5 separate regions of the Mus musculus genome follow, and regions 2, 3, 4 and 5 are each linked to region 1. Evidence: chromatin loops called from intact Hi-C (ENCODE). Cell type or tissue: left cerebral cortex. All regions are shown on one strand. Region 1 holds the start of Gm46286 (a long non-coding RNA gene). Region 2 holds the start of Pitpnm3 (PITPNM family member 3). Region 3 holds the start of 4933427D14Rik (RIKEN cDNA 4933427D14 gene). Region 4 has its middle 10 kb from the start of Pitpnm3. Region 5 overlaps 4933427D14Rik (RIKEN cDNA 4933427D14 gene).

Evidence for each region. Hi-C counts contacts between places; a loop is a spot of excess contacts. Peaks named below come from ENCODE experiments on the same cell type or tissue, not always from the same donor. Only the 100,000 strongest peaks of a DNase experiment are listed, where the experiment ranks them.
Region 2: it touches region 1 in a loop (4-fold over the local background); 18 of 42 quality-filtered maps call a loop at or near these places.
Region 3: it touches region 1 in a loop (4-fold over the local background); 18 of 42 quality-filtered maps call a loop at or near these places.
Region 4: a loop joins it to region 1, with 8 times the contacts of the local background. A loop is called at or near these places in 20 of 42 quality-filtered maps.
Region 5: it touches region 1 in a loop (3-fold over the local background); 18 of 42 quality-filtered maps call a loop at or near these places.

Annotation. Positions count from the first base shown.
Region 1 is chr11:72,050,837-72,055,836 of GRCm38, reverse strand. Pitpnm3 (PITPNM family member 3) reads left to right here. Exons shown (of 20, transcript NM_001024927.2): 19 at 3,868-3,996; 20 at 4,477-5,000. The coding sequence ends at 4,782. Gm46286 (a long non-coding RNA gene) reads right to left here and starts at 4,668. Exons shown (of 3, transcript XR_001780248.2): 1 at 4,455-4,668; 2 at 4,049-4,153; 3 at 309-790. In left cerebral cortex, CTCF peaks have their summits at 3,012 (motif pointing left) and 4,115; DNase peaks (open chromatin) are centred at 548, 2,994, 4,207 and 4,554; H3K4me3 peaks cover 807 bases; H3K27ac peaks cover 1,091 bases.
Region 2 is chr11:72,132,317-72,137,316 of GRCm38, reverse strand. It overlaps Pitpnm3 (PITPNM family member 3), which reads left to right and starts at 1,428. Exons shown (of 20, transcript NM_001024927.2): 1 at 1,428-1,663. The coding sequence starts at 1,642. In left cerebral cortex, no CTCF peak of the experiment used is centred here; DNase peaks (open chromatin) are centred at 2,664, 4,097, 4,494, 4,716 and 4 more places; H3K4me3 peaks cover 2,354 bases; H3K27ac peaks cover 3,992 bases.
Region 3 is chr11:72,204,559-72,209,558 of GRCm38, reverse strand. It overlaps 4933427D14Rik (RIKEN cDNA 4933427D14 gene), which reads left to right and starts at 2,077. Exons shown (of 19, transcript NM_001361564.1): 1 at 2,077-2,363. It overlaps Txndc17 (thioredoxin domain containing 17), which reads right to left and starts at 2,005. Exons shown (of 4, transcript NM_026559.3): 1 at 1,791-2,005; 2 at 1,225-1,306; 3 at 754-829; 4 at 1-144. The coding sequence starts at 1,935. The coding sequence ends at 76. In left cerebral cortex, CTCF peaks have their summits at 2,926 and 3,492; DNase peaks (open chromatin) are centred at 2,969, 3,435, 4,115, 4,833 and 1 more place; H3K4me3 peaks cover 3,868 bases; H3K27ac peaks cover 3,457 bases.
Region 4 is chr11:72,143,371-72,148,370 of GRCm38, reverse strand. No RefSeq gene overlaps it. Among named protein-coding and RNA genes, the nearest start is that of Pitpnm3, 10 kb to the right of the region's middle. In left cerebral cortex, a CTCF peak has its summit at 2,990 (motif pointing right); DNase peaks (open chromatin) are centred at 98 and 2,996.
Region 5 is chr11:72,153,158-72,158,157 of GRCm38, reverse strand. It overlaps 4933427D14Rik (RIKEN cDNA 4933427D14 gene), which reads left to right. Exons shown (of 19, transcript NM_001361564.1): 19 at 2,720-4,229. The coding sequence ends at 2,837. Among named protein-coding and RNA genes, the nearest start is that of Pitpnm3, 20 kb to the right of the region's middle. In left cerebral cortex, a CTCF peak has its summit at 2,889 (motif pointing left); DNase peaks (open chromatin) are centred at 1,884, 2,431, 2,726, 3,233 and 2 more places; H3K27ac peaks cover 1,512 bases.

The DNA of each region.
Region 1 (5,000 bases):
GGTTATTTGTTCAATAGATATCTCAGTGCCTATTGAAACAGGCCCAGTTGTGTTCCTTGCTGCCTGGTGCTGGTGGTTCTAGCCTGCTTTTTTTGAATCTGCCACCCAGAGCTGTAATTCTTGTATTCGCACCTGGGAATCATTAGATAGGCAAACTCCTGGGCTCAGCAAGGCAGCAGAAACTCGGGGGTGGGGGTGGGGGTGGGGGGAGGCTGGGACATCTTTGTGTAAAGCCCTCCAGGGCTCTAGAGGATTCTGATGCTTTGGTTGGGGGTTGGGGAGTTGGGGGGGGTAGAAGGGAAGGAGGGAGAGAGAGAGAGAGAGAGAGAGAGAGAGAGAGAGAGAGAGAGAGAGAGAGAGAGAGAGACTCACACATAGAGAGCAGGAGCAGACAAATGAAAACTACACAAGTTCAAATTTTGGTGTCCATAAATAAAGTTTTCTTGGCACACAGCCAAGCTCATCTGTTTATGTATTGTCTGTGGCTGCCTTTGCAATGCAGTAGAAGAGCCGAGTCGAGTTGCTGTGGCAGAGCTCAAAGCCTAAAATATTTACTATTTGGCTTTTCAAAGAAAAAGTCTGCCAATCCCTGATCTAGAGAAAGAAAGGCATGGAAATTGACAATTACTGGTGTGTGGCAGAAAAGGGGCAATATTGGCAAACAGAGGAGGAAGGTCTTAGGTCCGCCTGGGGAATCCCGAGTAGCTGATAGTAGGTAATAACTTGTGGGCTTAGTCTTGACATATGAGTGTGAGTTGTCAGGTAGACGGCGAAGCAGCGTGTGCTGGACCTGGGGAAATATAAAGAGGTTAAGACGGATGTGAAATCAAGCTTTATTTGGGAATAGCTCTGTGGGAGGATACATGTGCCACAGTGGTTTATGAGACTATTCAAAGAGATTGAGGCAAGGGGAATTTTTAAAGGCAAAAAAGGGAGGGGGGATGACAAAATATATCCTAAGACAATACTGTTGGTCTGCAACAAGCAGTAACAATGATGACCTCATTCTGAGGGTGAATGGACAGGTACCGAGCAGATGTGCTTGGAGACATCCTGCTTGTGTAATATTGAAGTTGACTTTTTACATTTAAGGTTTTATATTTTAGATCATGTCTCACTGCCTAACCCTGGCTTGCCTAGGACCCCCAATGTAGAACAGGTTAGCCTCAAACTTACAGAGATCCATCTGCTTCTACCTCCCAAGTGCTGGGATTAAAGGCATGTGCCACTATGCCTGGAGGCTGAAGGCTTTTGTGTAAGGTTGTGGTCCTGGCAGTGTGTGTGTATGTGTGTGTGTGTGTGTGTGTGTGTGTAAGAGAGAGAGAGAGACAGAGACAGAGAGACACAGAGAGAGACAGAGAGAGAGACAGAGACAGACAGAGACAAACAGAGAGACAGACAGAGAGACAGAGACAGACAGAGACACAGAGAGAGGCACAGAGAGGAGGAGAGTTATTCTCAGGCCACCATGACTGGGAATCCTTGTTTCATAATCTCCTGGCTTTGATGGGGTTGATGACCCAAGCGATTCCACTTTGACTTTGACAACTTTCAGCAGATGGAAAGTAGCCTAGAATGTTCTCAGGATACAGAGATACAGAACAGGGTTATGTGCAGGCAGGGTCAGATCAAGGACAGGTGAGAGCTGAGGCTGTAGTTATCACGAGACACCCAAGCTTGGTAGGTCTTATAAACTCTGAAAACCAGATCAGCTCTTGGGATCTCTGCTGAGGGCAGTGCGGAGCAATGGGTAAGTCTGAAGTAGGGCAGTGACAGCATCTAATTTGGGTTGTAGAAAGATCCCCCCTGGCAGCTCACAGGAGAACGCACTGGCAAAAGGAAGGGGGGGTAGTTAGGAGGCTGTTATTCCAGCAAGAGACAGAAGTCTAGAATCCAGACAGTAAGCGTGAGACCAAGAGAAAGGCGTGGAGAAAGTCAGGAGAATCAGTTGGTGGCATTGTCAGAACTTGGGAATGATTACAGGCAAGGAGCTCTCAGATGCCCCATGGCCTGGCCAGGAGAGATCAAGGTGCCATTGGGTTTATTCGCATTGCTCAAGGTGTATCTCCAGGGTCTCTCTCTCTCTCTCTCTCTCTCTCTCTGTGTGTGTGTGTGTGTGTGACACACAATGGGTGCTCAATAAGTGCTAGTGGAATGAGCGCACAGATGAATACATGGATGAAATGAGAACGGATACAGGAGGAGGAGGAGGCAGGGAAAGATGAGATCAGACATGAACATGAGGCACACGGATCATGAGCCATGTGGCTTCTAGCACATGGATCAGGGCAGTAGCCTGGGCTGCAGACTGAGGCTGTGTGGGAACAGGCATCCCCCAGGAATGGCTGGATCCAGGTGAAGCTGTGATGGGCTTCTGAGAGCAGAGTGAAAAGCCAACAGAGAAGAGTGAGGATAGGGAGGGTTTCCAGGAGAGAGAGAGAGAAAGAGAGAGAGAGAGAGAGAGAGAGAGAGACCCTTTCTTGTGAAGGTGGGACAGTGACAGCTGTCTGACAGCTGAAGATTGGGCAGTGAATGATCTTGGTGTGGAAAGGACAGTTCTAAAGGCCAAGAGGATAGAGCAGGTGGGTACAGAGTGAAGGTAGGTCTCATCCTGGAGCAGGTCGTAAGGGTGGGAGGCCTCAGGCGCTCCATGCGGACAGTGCACACCACCTCTCTTTCTGCCCTTGTGACAGACACCTGAGAAGTTGACTTGAGGGACGAAAGTCTTACTCAGCTCATGAGACCAGAGGTGTCAGCCTGTGGTCTGCTGGTTCCATTGCTGTCGGCCTGCTGTGGGAATAAATTATAGTGTTGGGAGTGGGTGGCAGAAGAAAGCTGCATGCCCGGTGGTGGCCTGGAAACAGAGCAAGCCAGAGGATAGCTTCCTCTAACTAAGCCTTCCCTAAGTCCATCTAGCTATGAACTAACTCATTAATGGATCAGCCCCATTGACGAAGTTAGCACACACCAGCTCGTCACCTCTCAATGGCACCACCTACTGGAGACCAGGCTTAGTGCACATGTGCTTGTAGGGTACACTTCACATTTGAACTATAGCTGACAGTAAGTCATCCCAGTGATGACAGTGCGTTTTAAAGGAAGGAAACTGCAGCTCCGACTTAAGTCCCCTGTTTTAGCTAAGGTTACTGTTGCTGTGGTGAGATACCATTACCAAAAGCAAGTTGGGGAGGAAAGGATTTGTTTATCTTATACGTCTGCTTCCTAGTTCATCATTGAAGGAAGTCAGGACAGGAACTCAAACAGGACAGGAGTCTGGAGGCAGAGGCTGATGCAGAAGGCATTGAGGAGTGCTGCTTACTAGCTTGCTTAGCCTGCTTTCTCTTTGAACCCAGGACCGCCAGCCCAGGGATGGCCCCACCCACAATGGGCTTGGCCTTTCTCCAGCAACCACTAATTAGGAAAATGCCCTGCAGCCAGATTTGATGGAGACATTTCCTGAGTTGAGGTTCCCTCCTTTCAGATAACTCTAATTGTGTCAGATGAGCACGAAACTAAACCAGACTTCCTCAGTGAACATCATAGGACAAAGGGTGACACGGATACATCTCTACCAGTTGGGTGAGATTAGGGTGATGAGCTAAAAGAAAGCACCCCTAGACAAGGGGGGGAGTTCACCAGACCAGCTATCAGGAAGCACATAGCCAGCCTAGAGCTTGCCTCCAGTTCAGGTTCCATAATGCAAAGAGCTCTCTAATGTGAGGAACTGGGGCAGGGAAGGGGCAGTCATCTGGGGGTGGCTTTATCAAAGGTGGATGATGGCTTGGTGTCTGAGTGCAGATGAAGGGTTCCTCAGCGGGGGCTTCCTAAGTCTTCCTCCCTCTTCACCAGCTTGCTTTTGTGTTTCAGTGTTTCATCAAAATCACTGCTGCCTATGGCTCCACGAAAGATATCTCTGTCTACAGTGTGCTGGGCCTCCCTGCCTCCCAGATCTTCATTGTAGGCCGGTCCACCAAGAAGTACCAAACCCAGTGCCAGGTGTGTGAGGGCCAGGGAAAGGGGTTGGGGCAGCTCCCAATCATCCAGTTACCTGCTCATCCTTTCTTTTATTCATTCACCTCTACTGAATGATGCCTTGGGCCAGGCCCCCTGCTGGATGCATGGGAGAATCCAAGTGGCTGCGATGTAATGGCATCTAGGGGAAGGGAAAACATCAATGACTTGTATAGCATAGCAGTGCCATTCTGAATGACAGAATAATGGGGCTTTGGAGATGAGCCACATACTTAGACTTTAGGGCAAAACTTGCTTCCGGGGAAGTGGGTGGAGTGGGGACGAAAGACAGTTAGGAAGAGCTTGGCATACAGACATAGGGGAACCCTGTTATGATAACGAGCCTCCCTGCTACTGGTTTTGGAGTCCGGGAGAAGCTGCAGACTCTCACGGAGGATGTCTTAGGGAAGTGGTGGTGCCGGGAGACAGGGTCAGATGCTAACCTGACGCTTGTTGCCCCCACAGTTCCTGAGCGAAGGCTACGCAGCACACCTGGCGGCACTAGAAGCCAGCCACCGCTCTCGCCCCAAGAAGAACAACTCGCGCATGATCCTGCGCAAGGGCAGCTTTGGGCTGCACGCGCAGCCAGAATTTCTGCGCAAGCGCAACCACCTGCGCAGGACCATGTCGGTGCAGCAGCCGGACCCACCGGCCGCCAACCCCAAGCCCGAGCGGGCGCAGAGCCAGCCCGAGTCCGACAAGGACCACGAGCGGCCGCTGCCCGCTCTCAGCTGGGCGCGTGGGCCCCCTAAGTTCGAGTCGGTGCCCTGAAGGGTGGGCGGTGCTCAGTACGGTGGGCGCAGCTAGGCGGCCTGAAGGGATGGGAAGGGTTGCCTTCTCCCTGACACAGGCGTTTTCCTGCTTTTTCCCTCCCGTGTCTGTCCAGCAGTGTCCGACCAGAGCAGGGAGGGACCTTGCCCTGACATTGGGGAGCTCTCTGGGCTGAGATGGGGTGAAACCCGGGTTGTCTCAGTGAAGTCGCCGCCGCC
Region 2 (5,000 bases), 81 kb before region 1:
CTCCCTGCTAGTAGCCAGTGGCCTGAGATGGTGAACAGCTTTGGATCCAGGACTTTGGGGCTTCTGAACTTCCATGTCTACAAGATGTGTTGCTGTCCCACTCTGGAGTCCTTGGGACTAAAGGGTTTTTTGAGAGGTGAGACAGTCATAGCTAAAACTAAGATGGAGAATCTTTGTCAAAGCATGCTAGCTAGCTGTCGTGAGTGAAGGCACGTTGTTCGGTCTGCACAGAGGACCCTAGGAAAGCCTGGTTTGGTAGATGAGGCATCAGAAAGCAGGGAGAGGTCCATGAGTAGGCGATACAGACTTCCTTTCGCTGAGGTGAAGAACTTTGTTGCTGCTAGCTCTGTGCAAAAGTTTCGGGAAGACTCTTGCCTGAGGCTGAGCCTTTGATAGACTAAAGAGGGAGTGTAAGGCTGATTAACCTGGATAGGCTGAAGGAGTCAAAGCCCAGAAATGGGTGTGTCCCGTAGAGGCCCCTTGTGTGCTTTGTTTCTATGGGGCAGTGGATGGGGCACTTAAGTCCTGGCTGGCCTAGGGGTGGAACTGTCTAGTGCCCAGTGTGGGTGCTTGGCTGCAGACTGTGGGAGAAAAACAGGCTTCAGGGAAGGCCCAACAGTCCTCTAAGGAGCCTAGCCCTCACCCTAACCGTCAGCAGGGAGGAAGTGGCCTCGCCTGGAACTGAGCTAGGGAGCCGACTGCTCTCTCCAGGACCCTACCTTCTAGGCCCCATCTAAAACGACTGACCATCTCCTGTGGATCCCCTGACTGCAGTGGGCAGAAACCACAATTTAAATGTCTCAGGAGGCCCGCTAATTAGAATGTCAGCACTTCTGTGAGAAAGTGTTAGGGGGACACACTGCTTTCTGCCAGGCTCCCCACAAACTCTGCTTAGCGTTTACTGGCAGGTGGGGTTTGCAGGTTTAACGGATCCTTTAGTGCTAAAGGACAAAAGCTTTCCTCTCTTGAGACTAGAGCAGATGCAGGCATCCAGCATCCCTGGAGTTGGGAGCTGATGGAGAAGTCCCCTCTCATCTCTGCGAGACTTCGTTCTAGGTTTCTCAGTCTCCTGGGTCCTGGTCTTCCTTGCTCTCCCTGTCCTCACAGACTCTAGCCAGCTCCGATTTCCTTGAATTTCTCTCTCTCCCAAGGGTGTTTCTGCCCTAGGAGCGCCTCTTTCTGGTGCCTTGTCTCAGGGTCACTGCGCCCCAGGCTCGCAGTCCATGTCTTCATCCCTGCCTGGCCCGCAGCGTCTCCGAGCTGTAATCCGGAGTCTGTCTACGTCTGTCTTTCAGCGAGGGTCGGGGTCTCAGTGGCCGCAATCAGTGGGCTGCGCCTCCCGCGCGCTGCGGTGGCCGCGCGGCTCCGGGCGGGGGTGCGGGCCCGCGGGGGCGGTGTCGGGCGCCTTCCGTCGTCAGTCCCTCCCCGGCGGCGCGGAGGGGGGGCGGCGCGGTCGCCGCTCGGCTCCTTTAAGGGAGCGGGAGGGAGCGGCGAGGCGGCGGCGGTTGCGGTGGAGGCGGCCGAGCGAGCGGGGCGGGGGCGCGGGGCGCGGCGCCCGGAGAGTCCGCTCCGGCCGAAGGCGCCGGGGCCCGGCCGGGAGCGAGCAGCGCCGGCAGCACAGCGGAGCCCGCCGCCCGGGACATGGCCAAGGCGGGCAGCGCAGGTGAGCGCGGCGCGGGGCGCTCGGCGGGTGGCGGGAGGGATCGCTCGGCCCAGGTGAGCCCCCCAACCAGGTGGGCGGAGGCACAGTGACCGCGGCGACCCGCCCGGACCCCGGGGCGTGCATAAGGGGCTCCGCGCGCCCTGCGTCCTTCCCGCGCCCCCAGTCACCTCGTGGGACACCGCATCCCGCTTGCCCCGCTGCACTGGGTCAGGTCCACGGCTCCTCAGTCCAGTCGGCAGTTCGGAGCTGTCGCTGCCCTCCGGGAGACCGGGGGAGTAGACCCCGGCACCGGAACCCAAAGGGGATGTCCCGCGGTCGCTGATCCATCCCACGCCCCAACAAACCAGGACGCGCCCCCTTGTCCTGTCACTCTCTATCTTGGATGCGACAGTCCCCCGCCCCTGCCACCAGCTGGGTTAAGAGACCCAGATTACTGGTCCCGTCGCTGGAGGGGTACACTATGGCTGGGGAGCCTCCCCGCCTCCCACCTGACCCAGAGGCAGAGCCTCAGGTGCCGGGCTAGGCAGGCGGGGCCTCTGTTGGGGTCCCATGGGCTCGGCTCTCCTGCAAGCTCAGAGCTGTAGCCCAAGGATCCCAGGGAGTAGGTGTTAGTCGTCCCTTCATTCATCCAGTCAGGCGTTCATTCACCAGCATCTGCTCTGATGTCAGGCCCTGTGAGTTGGTTAGGACCTGGAGGGGACCAGGTTTAGCCCCGGACTCCCCACTCTGTGCCCTGGACCCCTACAGTGCCCTAAAAGGCCAAGTTGAGGAAAGCCAGTGTTCATAGGGCTGGCCACAAATGGATGAGGCTGGTCTCAACAGTCCTGAGCTTGGGAGCTCTGGCGTGTGAGAATCTGCCATGAACTCACTCCCAGCCTGTGACGTTGGCAGGTGCCATGCCATCCCCGTGGGGCCTGGTGTGAACCCCACTTCTCCACCCATAGGCATGGCAAAGATGGAATGAACATGACCACCTGCCCGCACTCTAGATGTGAGTGCCATTGAACTGCCTGCGACCCTGGGACAGGTCCCAATCCTTGGCATGGACTGGCCTTGTGACTCAGGTGTGGCAGAGGAATCCTGTGAGGGAGAGGCTGTTTGTGTGAGACAGCATAAGCAAATGCATCTAAACACCCCCTTTCCCACTTCCCTCCCCTCCCCTCCCGAGGGAGGCACAGTGAGATGACACCAGGAGGCTGGAAAAGGCTCTCTGCTCCCTTCTTTCTCCTGCCTTGGTCCCTCCCCACCCCTGCTCTTCATAAAGGAAGAGCATGCGTCTCTGCTACCCATTCTACATGTGCTCATGTGTGAGCACAGGTCTGGACGTCCGGATCCAGGTCTCTTGCCAGGGCACCACAGTAGCAAGAGTAGTTAGAGAAATCTCTTCTTGACCTGTGTACCAGGTAACATACTTAAGCCCTTTACTGCCCCATGATTCTGAGAAGTAGGAAGGTACTCCCCTTTTAAAGCCCTTGGAAGCAAATAGCTCCCTGAAGATGGCTGGGAGGGTCTAGGTGAGCCTGGATGCAAGACCAAGGTTTTTTTTGGTTTTGTTTTGTTTTGCTTTTGTTTTTTTGGATGCTAAGGAATCTTTCTACTCCCCTCCTCATTCTGGGAGAAGGGCAGCCCCAGGTCCTATGAATTGGATTGTGGGTCTTTTGGTCCCTAGCTGAGATCCATGGGGAGAGTGCCCTGCAGAAGGTGAAGAAATGGCCAGGCCTCCCAAGACTGCTGCCTGGGGCTGCTCTACAACTTTTCCATTTCACAGTCTCAGTCCTTTCCCTCAGAGCAAGCCAGACTTCCCTCCTCTGTGACCACCTGCCTGGTGCCTCTCTGTCTCTTACTCAGCTGCCACCCCAAGGAGCTCTGCAGATGACCTCTGGCAAGATCTGACCACGCTTCTCAACTCTCCTGGGCAACGTGGCAGCCTGCAAATATCCCTTCTTTTCTTTAGCTACCTTAAACCCAGTGACTTAAGGATGCAGAGTATGGAGGAATGCCTGGCCTCTCTCATCAAGCACATTTACCTTGAATTATATAGCTTATATATAATTCAAGGCCAAGTTCTTCTATTCATAGCTGAGGAAACTGAGGCCCAAGAGAGAAAGATGGCAATTCAGTACCATACACAGACTAAAAGGCAGAAGGATCAGCCCTCCACCCTGAGAGGTGAGAGGAGACTAAAGGGAGGTTGTAGGAAATCTTGCCTGCGAGTGAGGGGGTCTGCTTCCTGATTTGTGTGGGATTTCCTCTGAAAACCGGCCAGTGGTCCGGCTACTTAAGGAGGAGATGGGCTTTGGGTCCTGGCGCTGTTGTAACCGATGCCAGGCTGTATACTCTACAGTTCCACCATCACGTCGTGGTGGTGAATGGTGGTGCTGGAGCGGCACGATGAACATCCTGAGCAGCCAGCCAAGGCTACAGCAGCTGTGCCAGGAAGGCAGTTCAAGGACTTTCATGTAGCTCGGAGAATCCAGGCACAAGAGAAAATGTAATCAGATCCCAGACAGGATGAGATTCATTTGCAGAGAGTGGATCCAACTTGATTATTACCAGCCTTCAAGCTTTGGGGCAATCTCAGCCACACAGAAATCAAAAGAGTTGACTGTCCCAATACTTGGAAAGGAAGAACGCTCCTTGGTCTTGTTCTGTGGACAAGAGAAGACAGGATGAAAACCAGAGGAGGGAGGAAGGAGAACAGAACTGGAACTCTATAAAGGAAATGATAATTCTCTGCATAGAGCCACCCATGGCCAGAGGAAGCAGCAGGTTGGAGCAGCGAAGGCTGGGTTCTCTAGCTGGATCTTCAAGGCTAGCAGAGTTTAGACAGAATGGTGGCAAGAGCCAGGCTGCCTGGTTCTGCAGAAGCTTAAGCAAAGGCTGGGGATATGGATAAAGGGGAGACAAGGGGCTGTGACAGAAAAATCCAGCTGGGCTGGGGTGCCAGGTTCCTAGAGGCTTGGTGCAGAGGTCAGAAGGAACTCCAGAGAGAGCACCGGGGCCAGAGGAGAGGTGGTAAGGTTTGTGTGTTTGGATAAATCCCTCTGGCACAATGTGAGGGCTCTGGAGGCTGGAGGGCTGCCAGCATGGGAACTGCCTCTGTTGGGAAGGGCTTGCTCTGCCTCTGCCAGCAGCCCTGCCCCTCCCTTCCTGTGAACCTTGCAATGGCCCTTCTCTCTGTCCCCCAGCGGGACAGCAGGGTGGGTTTGTCCCCAGCCAAGTGTAAGTGGGAGACCTGGATCCTTAGTTGGGCCAGGCAGAAACGCAGCAGACAACCAATAGAGTTTGTAGAGCTCTAGGAGAAGGGCAGGAATGTTTGGAGAGCCCAGAAATCATG
Region 3 (5,000 bases), 150 kb before region 1:
GATCCAGCTGCCTCTGTCTCCCGAGTGCTGGGACTAAAGGCATGTGCCACCACAGTCCGGCAAGGTCATCAAATCTTAATCTTCAGAGAAGATCATCTCCACAAGGCTGGATTGACAGCACTCAGACTCCACAAGTTTTTGAGGCTGTAAAAAGAATGGTTAAGTTTTCACTGTTGCTATGAATATTACTAGGGGTGGAGTGAATTCTACTTTGAATGACAAGTTTTTGAACACAAATTATGCCATCAGCTAGTTATAACAAGCTTTATTAAATAGTTAGGATGCTTGTGTCAAGATGAATCATTAAAACACTTGGCCTGAGAGGCCTTGTATTTCCACACTAGGAAGCCCCATAGGCTGAAAACAAGAGACAGCATGCCTGGTGCCATCTCTTTCCCTCAACTCTTTAATTTAGGATTCTAGGGGCAGGGCTGAAATAGAGGGAGAGCCCTTTTAAGCCTGAAAAGTGGGTTTAGAAAACATTGACAAAGGTGCTTTCAGAAATGAGTCAACTTTCTTCTGAAGACAGAATCTTAAAAGTGGCTTAAAAATACACCCCAGACACTAATATCTGCATTATTAATAGTTTGTCAGGATTGGCAGAGGAATGGACACCAACTTGTGTGTTTCTGATGCACTCTGAACAACAATGTGATGTTGGAAATCAAAGGTCAAGATCTTTTCAAACTTGACTCAAAAAACAACTTGAGTTTTAACTACATTATAGCTACAAACATAAAGGTAGACACTTACTGTTCCATATTTAAGTAGTGTAGGCACTGCGGTTATTTTCAGTTTTTGTCTGAAGTCATTATTTGGGTCTTTCCAGCTGTTCCAAAATGAAACAGATAATGAAAAATACTACTTGGTTCATTACAGTTTACTCAACAGTTGACTTATATATAATATACTTGTAACCACTGCTTTTGTTAACCTTTAAACATTTTGAGAACTGTAACTTATGTGTCACTTTCTGCAAAGTTTAAAGTGTGGCTAAGATAAAACAAATGTAAAGTCAATAGAGTTCTGAACTTATTCCAGACCCAATTCATTAATGATGATATGTGGTTGAACATAAACTGTAAATATGAATTCAGTAATTCTAATTGTTTAGCTTATCAGACAATACCTAAAACACAGAGCCTGACCAATTATCTGAGGTCCTTTTTACCCAGCTTTTTAATAATATAGTCCATGTCTGGAGATACGGTATACATGACTTACTAAGGTTTGTCTCCTACTTGGCAGTAGATGAACACACAGTCTTCGGTAACATGCTTCAGCCCCTCTCGAATGACTGGCTCAGCTTTTTAAAAGAGTTAAAAAGTAATTACACATCAACTGCGATAGCCCACGCCCTCCCGTCCCCAGTCTTAGACTTTAACCGGTTGTAAGATAGGATGTTAAAGTCGCGTGTCCTCTGGACTCGTGAATCACTTAAGTCCTAGTCCTGATTGTCTTTAAGACACAATCAGAAAACTCAGCATACATATATGATGACGGAAAGATCAACTCCTGAGTCTGGTCTTTTTTTTTTTTATGAGACACTAATCGTTTGGGGAACTGAGAATTTTAAAGAACCTGGTTCCAAGATCCGAATCCATGATAAAAATGAGGGTCATCCTTGGGTGGGGCAGTAAGGGCCTAACGAGAGACGGGGTACAGCTCAGGCGCTTCTGCGGGTCTGCAGGACCAAGATCCTCATCTCATCCCACTTTCTGACTTCAGCAGGGGCCTTCTTCCTAGCACTGCTGTGGCGCAGCAACCCCCAGTCCTGGTCCCAGCCTCACCTTCCACGCAGTCCGGACACCAGCTCTTCCCTTCGGTATCCTTAGAACCGCTGAAGTAGGCGAAAATGGTCTTGCCCTCATGCTCCTTCACTGCCTTGTCGAACTCCTCGAAGCCCAGCACGCTCACCTCCTCGAAGGTGGCCATGGGTACAACAGTGCGGAGAGGAGCACGGGAGGAGCCCTAGGGTCCTGCGCCCCCAAGGCGGGGCCCAAGTAAGGCGTGGACAAGGTTCCGGGTGGGCGGGGCCGCCGCAGCAGAGTGGTGCTACGGGAGCCTTGAATAGCCATAACTCCTTAGGGCCGTCCTTTTGGTCTGCTGGAGTTTCTTTTTGGCGCCAGTTTCCCTCAGACAACTAGACGCCTGACCTGGTCTGGTCCCCACCCTGGCTTCATGGACAGTGACGGCAAAGCCCGTCGCGGTACAACACCTTGATCCTCAAATGGCTCAGGAAGATCAACGGCTCCCAAACAGCCGCGCGCCTGTTGCCATGACGACTGGGCGAGAGGCCGGAAGCGAGGCCTAGCGTGGGGTCGCCTTACGATCTCTTGGTGGCCGCGCCGCGCCCAAACCAGGTGGGCTTGGGCCGGAGCTGGGGGAATTCTGGGAAACTGCATTAGACAGAGAGACAGTGAGAGACCTCGCCCCAGGCTTGCCTTGCAGCTCCGCCCCTCCTATTACCTTTCTATTTGTCAGACTTTAGGGGGGCCGGGGCCGGGGGCGGCGTCCGGGATCGGGCGGGGGTTTGGAGAGAGCTGGGAGGCAGAAAGGCAGCGAGGACTGGATCCGAGTGTTGTGAGTGCGTGTGCGGGGGAACAGATGCAAAGAGAGCGTGTCTGAGGTTGCATTGGGGAAAGGAATTGTCCAGGAGCTGCGACGCCGGCACGGGGGCCCTTGCCCGGGCTACGCAGGTGTACACTGGCAGCGAAGATGCCGGCTCATTGCATGAGGGCCCGCAGGTTGCGTCGGGGTGTTCGGCCTCTGTGGGCGAGGAGGTGGGGTGCAGGGTTATCCCGAGGCTATGGAGTAAGGCGCCGGGTGAGATCTTCAGTGCGGCGGATGCTCTGTGCAAACATAGGGTGGCTACAGAATGGTCAGCAGCCTTTAGAGAAGAGGACTGCGGAGCCCGCAGTCCCCGCTAGGGTGAACAGGGCCTTTGGGATACCTGGGACTGCAGGCTCGGTTGAGGCAGCAATGGACCCCAGGACAGTGTGGGTGAACGGGACTGTGGGCGAGCCCGAGGTGGTTGGGCCTGCTGGGTCTGTGTGGGTGACTGTATCTGGGGAGGAGGAGCTAGACAATAGGAGCTCTCCAAGCTGTGAGAGAAAAGGTCGTCCAGGAACACTTGGCCATGAGAGCATCCTGGAACTGTGGTTGAAGGTGCAGGCTATGAGGGTAGCGTCGGGATGCTGGGAAGGAAGCAGAGTGGAGCTCCATCCCGTTCCCGTGGGAGAGGGGCCGATCGAGAAGGGTATTCCTGGGCGAGCTTCCTGGGTAGAGACCAGCCGAGGTGGTGTCACCGGACCCTGGGTGAGAGGCAATACTAGGACATTCCCCCAGGCCTCAGGACTGCCCACAGCTAGGGGAATAGGGGCCGGTTGTGAGAGAGTCTCTATCCTTTGTAGGCAGGGACAAGCTGGGAAGACACCACCTCCTGTGGGTGGACCTGAGGTAGTAGAGAAGATAGACTGTGTTTCCTCTGGACCTTGGGAAAAAAGACAAACTGTGGTGGTGCCTGAGGCCATAGGATGGTCTCAGGTCTTGAAAAGGCCCAGAGCTGGAGAAGTGAGGGAATGTGAGGGTACCTCATGTCTCTGTGGGGGAGGGCAGTCAGGGCAGTTTTCTGGGGCTCTGGCAGAAGGAGCTGAATATGGGCATATGTTATGGGAAAGGGGGCTGATGGAAGGGGGCCCTGATGCCCTGCTGGTACTACCCAGGGCCATGGAAGATGGAACTACCTCCCACGGGGGCCCAGGGTTGTGGCAAAGGAGACAAGAGATGGAAGATATAGGTTCTAGGGGTATTCCTGGTCTAAGGACCATGGGACAGCTTGTAGGAGTGCCTTGTGCTAGAGAAGAGGAAGCTAGATGTGGAGGTGACCCGGGGTCATGGGGTGCAGCACAGGCTGTAGAATTGTGTGCTTCTGAGGAGCATGAGATAGGTTCTCGAGGTGCCCAGGGCCTGTGGGGTATAGAACAGGCAATGGGAGCACCCAGGGCTTTGGGGAAGGAGGCAGATGATGCAAGTATTCCAGGACTGTGGGGAAAAGGACAGTTGCCAGGTTTGCAGACAGTGGTGGTACCAGGAGGTAGGGAAGAAGAAACCAGCTATGACGTTTCAGGCCTGTGGGAGAGGCAGCAGTCGGCTCAGGAAGCTCCTCTGGCTGAGCCATTGCCGGGGCCGGTTATGGAGGAGACATACAATGGGAATCCTCTAAGCCTGTGGGAAAGGAGGCAGGTCATGAGGGAGCCGGAGGCTCAGGAGCCTGCAGCTTTAGGAATACATGGGGCTGTGGATCAGGATGTCAGATGTGGCGCTCTCTCCTGTCCGTGTGGAAGGAGGCGAGCTGTGGGATTGACGGAAGCAGTTGTGCCAAAGCACAGGTGGGCCACAGAAGGCGTACCCTCGGCTCTGGGTGTACCTGCTGCCTTGTGGGTGTGTCAGGAAAGCAGCTCTACAGACGGGGTGAACCTGCCGGGAAGAACTCAGGTTGCCTGCGCGAGACCTGTGGCTCCTGAGGAGTGCTCATCTGTGCTAGAGGATGCTGAACCTGGGGCTCTCCCATGTTCATGGGGAAGGAGACCGGCTATTGGGGTTCCCCTGGCTCCTGAAATACCTGGTTCTCTGAAGATAGAGGCTGGCTCCAGAAGTTTCTCAAACTTATCAGGAAGGAGACAGACTGTGGGTATACCTGTGACAGTAGGGGTATCACCAGCTGGTGTGGGCGTGGCTCTCAGGGGATCTGGTTGTGTGTGGGAGCACAGCTGTAGGAGAGCCTCAGACTCAGGAGGCAGGCCACCTACAAGGGTACCAGTGACTGTGGGGCTCCCCGAGTCCATGGGGGATGCGACACTCTCTGCGGGTGTACAGAGAAGACAGCCTGCTGTGATGCCTGTGGCTGCTAGAATTCCCACAGCCGTGGGAGAGACCACAGCTTCTGGGCTCTGTGGGCCTCATGGGGTAGTGGATAGAGGCTGTGGAGAAAGCTCGGG
Region 4 (5,000 bases), 93 kb before region 1:
AGATGCCCTTGAGCCGGAATAGGCAGCTTCCTCCACCCCTGGTCCCTCCCTTCCCTTGAAAGCATGGTTTGCCCTAGATTGCCCTCCAGCTCTCTAATCTTTATTCCATGTCTAAATGGGGGAGTCTACTGGGAGCCCCAGGCCCTTGCCAAGTGCTCCATCTGTGTTAATCAATCCCTGTGAAACCAAACCCGGCATACACTCCAGCTTCACAATAAACTCAAAGAGAGTCTGCAGGCTTTTAGAGTGAATGAGAAAATGGATTGAGAACAATGGGAACTGTGGAGGGTCCCTGTAGAGGAGCAGATACTGAAGGCTGAATGGCCATGTCAGGAGCAGGTCAGGCTTGACAGGAGCCTCCCCACCCGCTCCTGCAGGCGTATCCTGTTAGTTCTTTGGCTTGTGCATCTGCTCTGTATGATGGAGGAGTCTTGGCAGGTCTATGGCCTACCCAGTCTCCTCCCAGCCCTCCAGCCTCTGTCAACCAGTTAGAAGGCTCTCTGGCTAGCATTTGCTTTCAGAAATTCCAGGCATGTGTATTACCAAAAAAAAAAAAAAAAAAAAAAAGTGGGGTTACCTGAATGCTCAGGTTTTTGTGTGAATGGTTCAGGGCTTCAAGACCTGAGCTTTCTCTGTCAATGTGTCTGGTCCTCCTTCTGTTCTGAGCTGGGGCCCCATACCAACAAGGGAGTGCCGCTGTATTGTCTTATGACCTGTGTGGGTCACAAGCCACCTGAGGCTGGGAGATAGGGTACTGGCTAGAGCGCTCCCCTTGAAAGCCTTTAATTAACTTGTACATGTTCATAGCATTAGTCAGGAGCAAGCCCTCAGATTCCCCGTGCAGACTAAAGGGACTATTTCCATCTGAACAAGGGGATTGAAGCAGGGGTTACTACTAATCTGAAATGTCAAGATTCCTTAAAGCCCGACCAAGCTTGATGTGCCGGGGTACACCTGTAATCCCAGCGATGTGGGTGGCTAAGACGGGAGGGGCACAGTTCGAGGAGGCTCGGGCAGCACTGAGTTCATAGCCAGGCTGGACAACTCAGGGAGACTGTGTCTCAGAAGTGAACGAGGTGAGGGCTGAGGTAAGGTGAAAGTGCTGAGGTTGACCTCAGTGGTAACCAGAGCCGTTAGCTATCGCATGTGTAGCAGGGTTCTCCAGAGGCCCAGAACTTACGGAATGTCTCTATGTATTAAGGGAATTTATTGAATTGACTTACAGGCTGCGGTCCAACTAACTCAACAATGTCAGCTGTGAATGGGAAGTCCAAGACTCTAGTAGTTGCTCAGTTCCACGAAGCTGGTTGTTTCAGCTGGCCTTCTGACTAACTTGGAATCCTGAAGAAATAGGCTCCAGCAGATGTGCTGGCAAGTAGGTGCAAGCAGGTGAAGAAGAGGGAGCCTTCCTTCTCCCAATGTCCTTGTGTGTAAGCCTCCTGTAGAAGGTGCAGCCCAGATTAACGGTGTGCACCACCACACCTGGATTTGGAACTTGCTCTGTCCCAGGCTGGTCTTGAACTCAGTCTCCTGGGATTAAAGGTGTGTACAACCTTGCCTGGGCCTAGGCTTTTCATGGCCACTATGCCTCAAGATCTGGATCAAAAGCATATGTCATCCTGTGTCATGATCCGGGTCAGAAGCTGTCTTAGTCAGGGTTTCTATTCCTGGACAAAACATCATGACCAAGAAGCAATTTGGGGAGGAGAGGACTTCCATATTGCTGTTCATCACCAAGAAGTCAGGACTGGAACTCAAGCAGGCCAGGAAACAGGAGCTGATGCAGAGGCCATGGAGGAATGTTCTTTACTGGCTTGCTTTCCCTGGCTTGCTCAGTCTGCTCTCTTATAGAACCAAGACTACCAGCCCAGAGATGGCCCCAACCACAAGGGGACCTCCCCCCTTGATCACTAATTGAGAAAATGCCTTACAGCTGGATCTCGTGGAGGCATTTCCCTAACTGAAGCTCCTTTCTCTGTCATAACTCCAGCCTGTGTCAAGTTGACACAAACCTAGCCAGTACAGAAGAAGCCTGTCTTCCAGACTCAAGATCTAGATCACAGGTGTGCCCTCCATTTCTGGATTGTAGTTCATTCCAGATGTAGTTGAGTTGACAGGCAGGAATAGTCATCACAACACACCAACATGCAAAGCCCCGGGTTGGGTGGCAATGCTGAAAACCAGACAAAAATCTGGCCAAAGCCCTAGATTGTTAGGAAACACACACACACACACACACACACACACACACACACACACACACAAGTCCAGGTATGCCAAGCCCAGGTTCTGCACCCAGAAGCAATGATTCCAAGTCCTGGCCCCACCCCTTCAACAGTCTGTGGTTATTTATGCATGTCCTCTGCACCTTATCCTACCCAGAGGCAGAGTATTAGCCTCTTCTCTGCAGATGAGAACAAAAAGCCCAGAGTGGGGTGGGATTCCCAGGAAATCACAGAAAGTGGTGTGTGTGTGTGTGTGTGTGTGTGTGTGTGTGTGTGTGAGAGAGAGAGAGAGAGAGAGAGAGAGAGAGAGAGAGAGACCTCCAGCCTTCTTCCCAGCTTGTGGCTGGTTTCTCCACCTCACAAGCATTTCCTCTGACTGGTTAGTTATTGTGTACTCTCCATGCACAAAACCAAAACCACTTCATACCCCCACCCCAGGAATTTATAATGCTTTCTCTAACAGGGGAAGGGGGGGGTGGAGAGGGAAGGGAGAAATCTACTTCCCAGTTGAAGTCCACAGGACCTTGACTGAGGGCTTATGGTTAAGTTCTACTTCAGACAGATTGACTCTGAAAAATCCTAGTTGCTTTTATTTCACAAAGAGGAACTATTATAATGCCCTGATATTAAAAACGTCACAGCTTGGAGAACTTCAACATGACATCCATGGCCTCTTTGCTGGACAGGCTAGGGTGACAGGTGCTAGCTAGACTTTGGAGAAACTAGAGCACTTGGCAGCAGTTTCCTGTACTAGACTCCTTCCTGCAGAGGGCGCTGCTGAGTGCCCACTGCAGGCTCAGAGTACCTGGCTCAACTCACATGCCCAGCTACAAGGCAGGGGCTGCAGTGTTTCCTGAAGCTTTCTGTGACCTTTAATCTTGGAATCTTGGCAGGGCTTTGGGAAATTGTTGGGTCTACATAATGAACCTACCCACAGTGTCTTTTGTTTGGAATTCATGGTGCTAGCTCCCATCACAGTTTAAATGGTCATGGCTGTACTCTTCCCTCTTTATAGCCCCCAAATTTCCAGGTCCCCATCCTGGAATGTATTCATCCAGTCTAGCACTGAGCAACCAGGCCTGACCTGAATGAGCAATACAAAAATGGCGTTCCTTTCTGAGCCACTGGCTTTCAGATCCTTTCACTGGCCTGGTGTGGTGAGGAGAGCTACTATCTGGCCAACATCTTCAGTCAAAGAAAAGATGGCTGCAATGTTCATAGCTCCTGGCCCTCTCAAGCTGCCTCAGTTAAGCCAGTTTTGGGGGCTTCCTTTTACTCTCTGTGAGACCCTGACAGCTCCTGTGGATTCCTGGGGGCCTGAGAGGGTTCCTTACAATAGGGGGCACACATGTCATCTGGACCACCTATGACTGCTGAAAGCCAGGCAGCCTGATCACCAGTACACATGAGGCTTCTCCTGGCAGCAGGGGCTGGAAAATAAACTTCTTGGGGATAGAGAAGGAAGAAAGGAGGGAGGGATGAGACAGACAGACAGACAGACAGACAGACAGACAGACAGAGACAGAGACAGAGACAGAGACAGAGACAGAGACAGAGACAAAAATATCATCATCAGCCAGGGCAGGCTGCTACAGATTCATGGGAAGGTATGAGCTAGGAGCCTCTTCTCTCAGTTACTATGGTATCATTACTGCCCAAATTGTGCATGTATGTTCACGTGTGTGCACATGTGTGTACCTGTATGCATACAGGTGTGTATGTGTGTATGCACAGAGGTCAGATTAATGTCAGGTTAACCTCAATTGAGGTTTCCTCAATTGCTTCTCTGCTGTATGTGTGTTGTATACATGTATATTTACATGTGTGGGGAGCACATGCTTGTGCATGGGGAGAACTGAGGCAACCTTTTGAAATCTCCCCCAACCACTCTCCCCTTATATATCAAGTCTCTTTATTGACCGTAGAGCTCTCCGGTTCAGCTAGTTTAGCTGGCCAGCTTCTGCCTCTTACATGCTGGAATGACAGACAGTTCTATAATGCCCAACATGGGTGCTGGGAATCTGAAGTCTAGCCCTCACGTTCTCATGGCAAGAACTTTCCCTGCTAAGCAATCTTCTCAGCTCCCCCAACCCCGACCCGTTTGAGCCTGGACCAATTCAGCTATGCCAGCCTGCCAGCTGCTTAGAACTTCCCCTCTCTTCCTGCTCAGTGCTGCTGCCCCTTAGTTGATGCTGAGGACTGGAACTCGGGTCCCCATGCATTTTACTGGCAGAGCTGCCTTGCCAGCCTCAGGTTTGATTTGGTTTACAGTCACTTAATACTCAGCGTGCTCTACCGTTCAGCAAGATGCTGGGCACACTGGGCAGAGTCAGGATCTCTATCCGGTCTAGTCGGCTCCCTAATTAGAGTGAAGGAGGCCTCCCCTGCCTAGTGGTATTCAATCACCAGGTGCTCTGAGCCAGTCAGAACACACGGCCCCTCCCCACTCTGTGTCCCTTGTAAATTCTGTGACTGAGATCTGAAGTGCCCAAGAGCACTTTCTTTTTAGCCTTGCTTCCTGCCCTTAGAGACAGATTTATATAAAATAACCTGGAGGGATTTCTAGAACCACATCTCTATTCCCCAGCAGCCTTCCTGGGCCAGGATGTTTCCGTGATGGACTATGATCCTTCAACTTGCAATTTAATTGGCACCTGCTTGGTGAAATGTCTCCCACCGCTTACAGAGCGGCTGGGAAAGGGGTGTTTCCATCTCCATGATACCAGAATCATCCCTAGGGTGTCCTTTGCCTCGGCATGTAATCTAGTATATCTT
Region 5 (5,000 bases), 100 kb before region 1:
AATCCTCGAGACTGAGACCCACTGGCAAGCTCTGACTGCACTGCTCTTATTCATTCCCTGCACCCCGGGCCCCTGCTCTGAGTTCCACTTTAGTACAAAGTGCAAGGCGCTTTTCATCAGTGAGCAAAGTAGGAGATTGCTTATATTTTTTTCTTAAGTTTTAAATATGCCTCTTGTTTTATATATTTCTGAGCTTTCACTATCCTACACTGTTTCTTCTTAAGTTATTGGAGGCCATGTGCTTGCCAGGCAAGACGTACACTAAGAATGAAAACTTAGGACTTCAGGGAACCTAGATTCCAACGTGGGATATTCAGAAAAATGGCAAAAAACATTTCCCGGGACATTACCAGTGAGCATAGGTAGTAGCCAGTCCAGACAGAAAGGGGAAGACAGGGGGCTTTAGGAGCCATGTTGCTTTGAGGCAGGGTGAAGAAAGGAAACCCCTGGCCTGCCACCTGCTGTGCGAATGAATGAGCCGTGCCCTTGTGTTTCCCTCAAAGTTGGGTGGAGAAGCAGTGGTGGGGGATATATAGAGAGTGAAGGGAACACAGGACGAGATGGTCACTTCTGCCTCCAGAAATGACACGTGTGGTGATTTAGACCTCTTTTCCCCTGAGGGCAGCTGTTAATAGAAAAGCTGGATTAAAAATAAAATGCATACATTTGAAGGTATCAAGATACTAACTAGGTAATGAAGAACAAGTAGGTCAGGACCCTGGAGAAGAGAGCACAGCCCACGGTGTGGTGCTGAATGGTTCACTCTGGAGGAGAGCACTGCCACAGCCTCCTGAGACCAGAAGACAGAGGCTGGAGCCCACAGTTAATAGCTGAAACTGAAGTTTCTTCACTTTGTTGGTTATGGTGCTGGTATTGAACCTAGGACCTTGTATACTCTGGGCCAACCCTCTGCTGCTGAGCTACATCCCCAAGCCTTGTATCACTTCCAGTTGAAACCTTGAAAGGTTGCATTCTCTGGAAGGTCAGGTGATCTGGGTATAAATGGGTCTTCGTAGGGACCCCACTGAATATCACATCTTCTCAGTTGCTGAGGTGACTCTAGACACTGTTGTTCCCTAGGCCCCATATGTAAACAAACATATCTTCTCTGGAGGAAATCATATCATAGGAGGCTTTGTTTACTTCTGTAATGTTCATAAACAATGTCTATTTTATAGTGAAAATAGCCAGGCAACAGAGAAGCAATCAACAGACAGCACATCCACAGCAGCTCCAAATAGTGAAACTTTATAGACTCAAGGAGCTGCCTGCTGGGTAGAAATAGGAGACTCAACCTAGAATTCTGCCAGAGGCCTGGGAGCTCGCCAGAATCCAAACATACATCCATGGGGGTAGTGGGTGGGGGAGGCAGGGAACCATAGTTTCTGAAATGAGGAATGTATTAGATAGGCACAATAGCAAGTTGGACACAATAGAAGGGAAACCTGGAAGCTTGGAATGTGGAACAGCGTGTGTGTGTGTTTGTGTGTGTGTGTGTGTGTGTGGGTGGGTGATGTGTGTGTGTGTGTGGGTGTGTTGGGTGATGTGTGTGGGGGTGTGGGGGTGTGGGTGATGTGTGTGTGTGAGGGTGTGTGTAAAGGCATAATTAAAGATGAACAGTGAACTGGGCAACTAGGCAATCATGTGAGGTTCTGCCTTGGGAAAGGAGAGTAAGAGAAGGATTCTGAAACAGTGTCCAGAGCGACAGAGCTGTCATCTCCATAGTAACAAAGGCCACGAAGACAGAAGAAGCTCTAAAAACCCCAAGTGAGTCTGAAAATATCGCCATATGATTTATGTATTAGTTATAGGTGGAAAATAGTAATTTATAAGGGAAGAAGCCTGGCAGACATAACCATATCTGAGTAGCGAAACTCAGCAGTCACCAGTGAAGGGACAAGCTCTGAGGGGATACAGCATCCCCCTTCTGCATCTGTTCCAGAACTATGCAGCTGACAGTGATTATAAGAGAATACTAAACAACCCAGGATATGAGGACAATGAGGGGAAAAAGCTTTACTCTCCAAAAAAATGTTCTGGTCTGAAAGAGAGACTGAGGAACGTATTTTAAAGGAAAGAAATCTTAAGAGACATGACAACTAAATAGCCTGGATTGGATCCTGGATTCTAAAAAGTTTTAAGGGCCTTATTTGGATGGATGTCAAGGTTTGAATAAAGTCTGTATGTAAGATTAGATAATGGTTTACGGTAATGTTACTACAGTTGTCTACACAGTGTCTTTTCTAGGACACACTGAAGTTCTTGAGGGATTCCAGGTTTTCAACATAGTTTCTAACAGTTCAAATAAAAAAGGATGTGTATTGTGTATACATGCATATGTTTATGTCAAGGTTTCTGGGATATGGAGGACCTTGCCCTTTCCTACAGAGAAAGCACGCATCTCCTCTGAGCTGGGCTGGACTGTGGCCAGCTTATTCATTTCCAGTCAGCTCTGATTTCAGCCATCTCAAGGGTGAGGTCCATTCTGCCTGTTTTGGTGATCCTGCAGGGCTTGGGGCTCTAGGTGCTACCATCTTAATATCTGGGAGAGCCAGGCCTCCCCCGCCCCCTCCCTTCTTTTTCTTTTCCAGAAACATCTTGGCTCTTACGGGCTTTTGATCTCCACACAGTTTCTGAGCTGATTGACTAGGTTTTCATGAATACTGAACAGCTCTGTGTTTGGCTGCCCACGCCTTCAGCTGTGTCCTTTGTCTTCCAGCTTTTCAGATGAGCTGGTAGATGAAGCACTGGGGGCCGTGGCTGCAGAACTGCAGGATGTGTGTGAAGACTATGCAGAAGCTGTGTTCACCTCAGAGTTCCTAGAGGCCGCTGCATGAGAGCTGTCCAGGCAGGGCCCTCAGATCACTGCCGGAGAGTCAGCGCCACCCGCTGTCAGCCCGTGGGGGAATCTCTGTCCTCAGCTGCCCACTGAAGGATGCCAGGGAGCTCACCCTCTCCTTGTCTTAGCAGTGCTTCTAGAAGTTATAAAAAGGTGGGTTACATTTGCTAGCGCCTGAGGAGCATGAGACAATTAGAAAGGTACAACATTTCAGAATGTATAATTTTCCTCTGACTCAGTTGGAAATCAAAATGTTTTGAAAGGTAATGGATAAAGATATTTCACATAGGGATTCCAGCCTCTGTTAAACCCATGGGGGTGGAGGGATCAGTGCTAATCCAAGTGCCGTTACTGTCTGGTCCCAGCACCTGGCTCCTGTTGGCAAGTGTGCTCATCACATTGTCACTGGTGGTGTCGCCTTCCTGGGCGGCAAGCTACATGGAATGCAGAGTGGTGGTGCCACTAAGCCTCTGCTCAGTGGCAGTGGAAGTGGGGAGCCCAGCGCACGGGCACACGGAACACACAGGCCCAAGCACACCTTGCTCCGTGGCTCTCACTTTCTAGGGTGTTTCACGTTCTCAGTTTCTCAGAGTCACTTATTGCTGTTTGGACACATGCTAGTATAAAAAGCATTTCTCTGAATATAGAAGAATTTGAAGACAGGCCTTCCCCATGCCAGCTCACTCCCAGAGAGCAGAAGCGTCTGCACCATGGAGCATCCCATCTGGAGGAGGGAATCAAGCCGGTGACTTGAGGACTTTGGGCTCTTCTGAGGACCAACGATGCTGCGTGGCCTTTGAAGGCTCTTAGGTCCCGGTGGCAAGGTCCTCAGGACTCGGGATTGAGAAACAGAAAAGGAATGTGCGTACAAATAGGCAGTCACCCGAAAAGACTTTTCCTGGATCCGTTTGCCTCAGCTATTTGTGGGAGGCTTGGTGAAGGAAGGGTAAGGAACAAAGGGAGAGACACCCAAGGACGAATGTGAGTCTGTTACCACAGACGCCTCGACATGGTCTCCTGGGGTGGTTTCTAAGGTACCTTCCTGTTTAATACTACATAACCTCGGAAAGGACATCAAGGGACTCATAGGTCTTCAGTCTGGAGAGTTAAACATGTACACTTGAACCGGTAGAATCCCTTGTCATTGGTAGTCCTCATTTGTCATTTGCGGTTTTTACTGTGCTGATTAAAAAAAAATAAACTCAGTATTTTAAATTGTGAACATGTCTATTTGAAGTAATTTACATCTCCTTTTTCCCACAGGTAATGTGAAATGGAATTTACAGGAACCACTGGGAAGGGAATACTTTTGTATTTGATATGAACATAGTAGACTATTTGCCACCTCAGAGAAAAAGGAATGCTAATAAAACCTAACATTTATTGAGCACATACTAGAGTATTGTACTAAAAATGTCCCCTGCATAACTTAATGTGGGGTGCACTCTGTGTGAGAGACACCACCACACCCCCATTGATAGATGAGAGCAGGAAGGGAGAATCTGGGCCATCTAGCCTGATGTCATAAGATAGGCCACGGTCATGGAGTCACTCTCCCATGAAGATTACTGTGTCATGTGCTCCTTCCTCTCCCTGTCCCCACTCAGTATCCTAGACACTGCCTCTGGAGCAGAGCCTTTGCTGAGTACGTCCTGCTGTAGCCTGTTCTTACAGGTCTGACCCAGCCTCCTATACCAGGTGACCCTCACTAGCTCAGGTGGGTGAGCCTCATCCCTGCCCCGTGTCCAGGGTCTGCTTCGGAGCCCAGACTTGCAGTCACAGTGAGACAAAAGTGAGCCACAAGAAATAAGAATTTGGAAATGAAGATTAAATCCTCCGACTCTCTTAATGTTCCTGCATACAGCCTTGCAGCCAGAGCACTAGAATGTTTGCTGCGTGAACTAAGGCTGAGCACACGTGAGTCATTCTCTAGTTCCCTTCAGCTTTCTCATGGCCTGTTCCACTTGAGCGTGTTTGTGCTCCGTGAGCTGCCCCAGGCTCGTTGAGGTGCCTGTGTGCTCTTTAGTGCCCCCTTCCACCATAGGCTGACTTTCACTGCCGGCCAGACTACTGTCAGTCACCTGTTTGCTCCTTGTCTCTGTTAGACTGAGGGCAGGGATTCGGCCTAGCACTTGGTTGCTCTGCAGGTACATTTGAATTA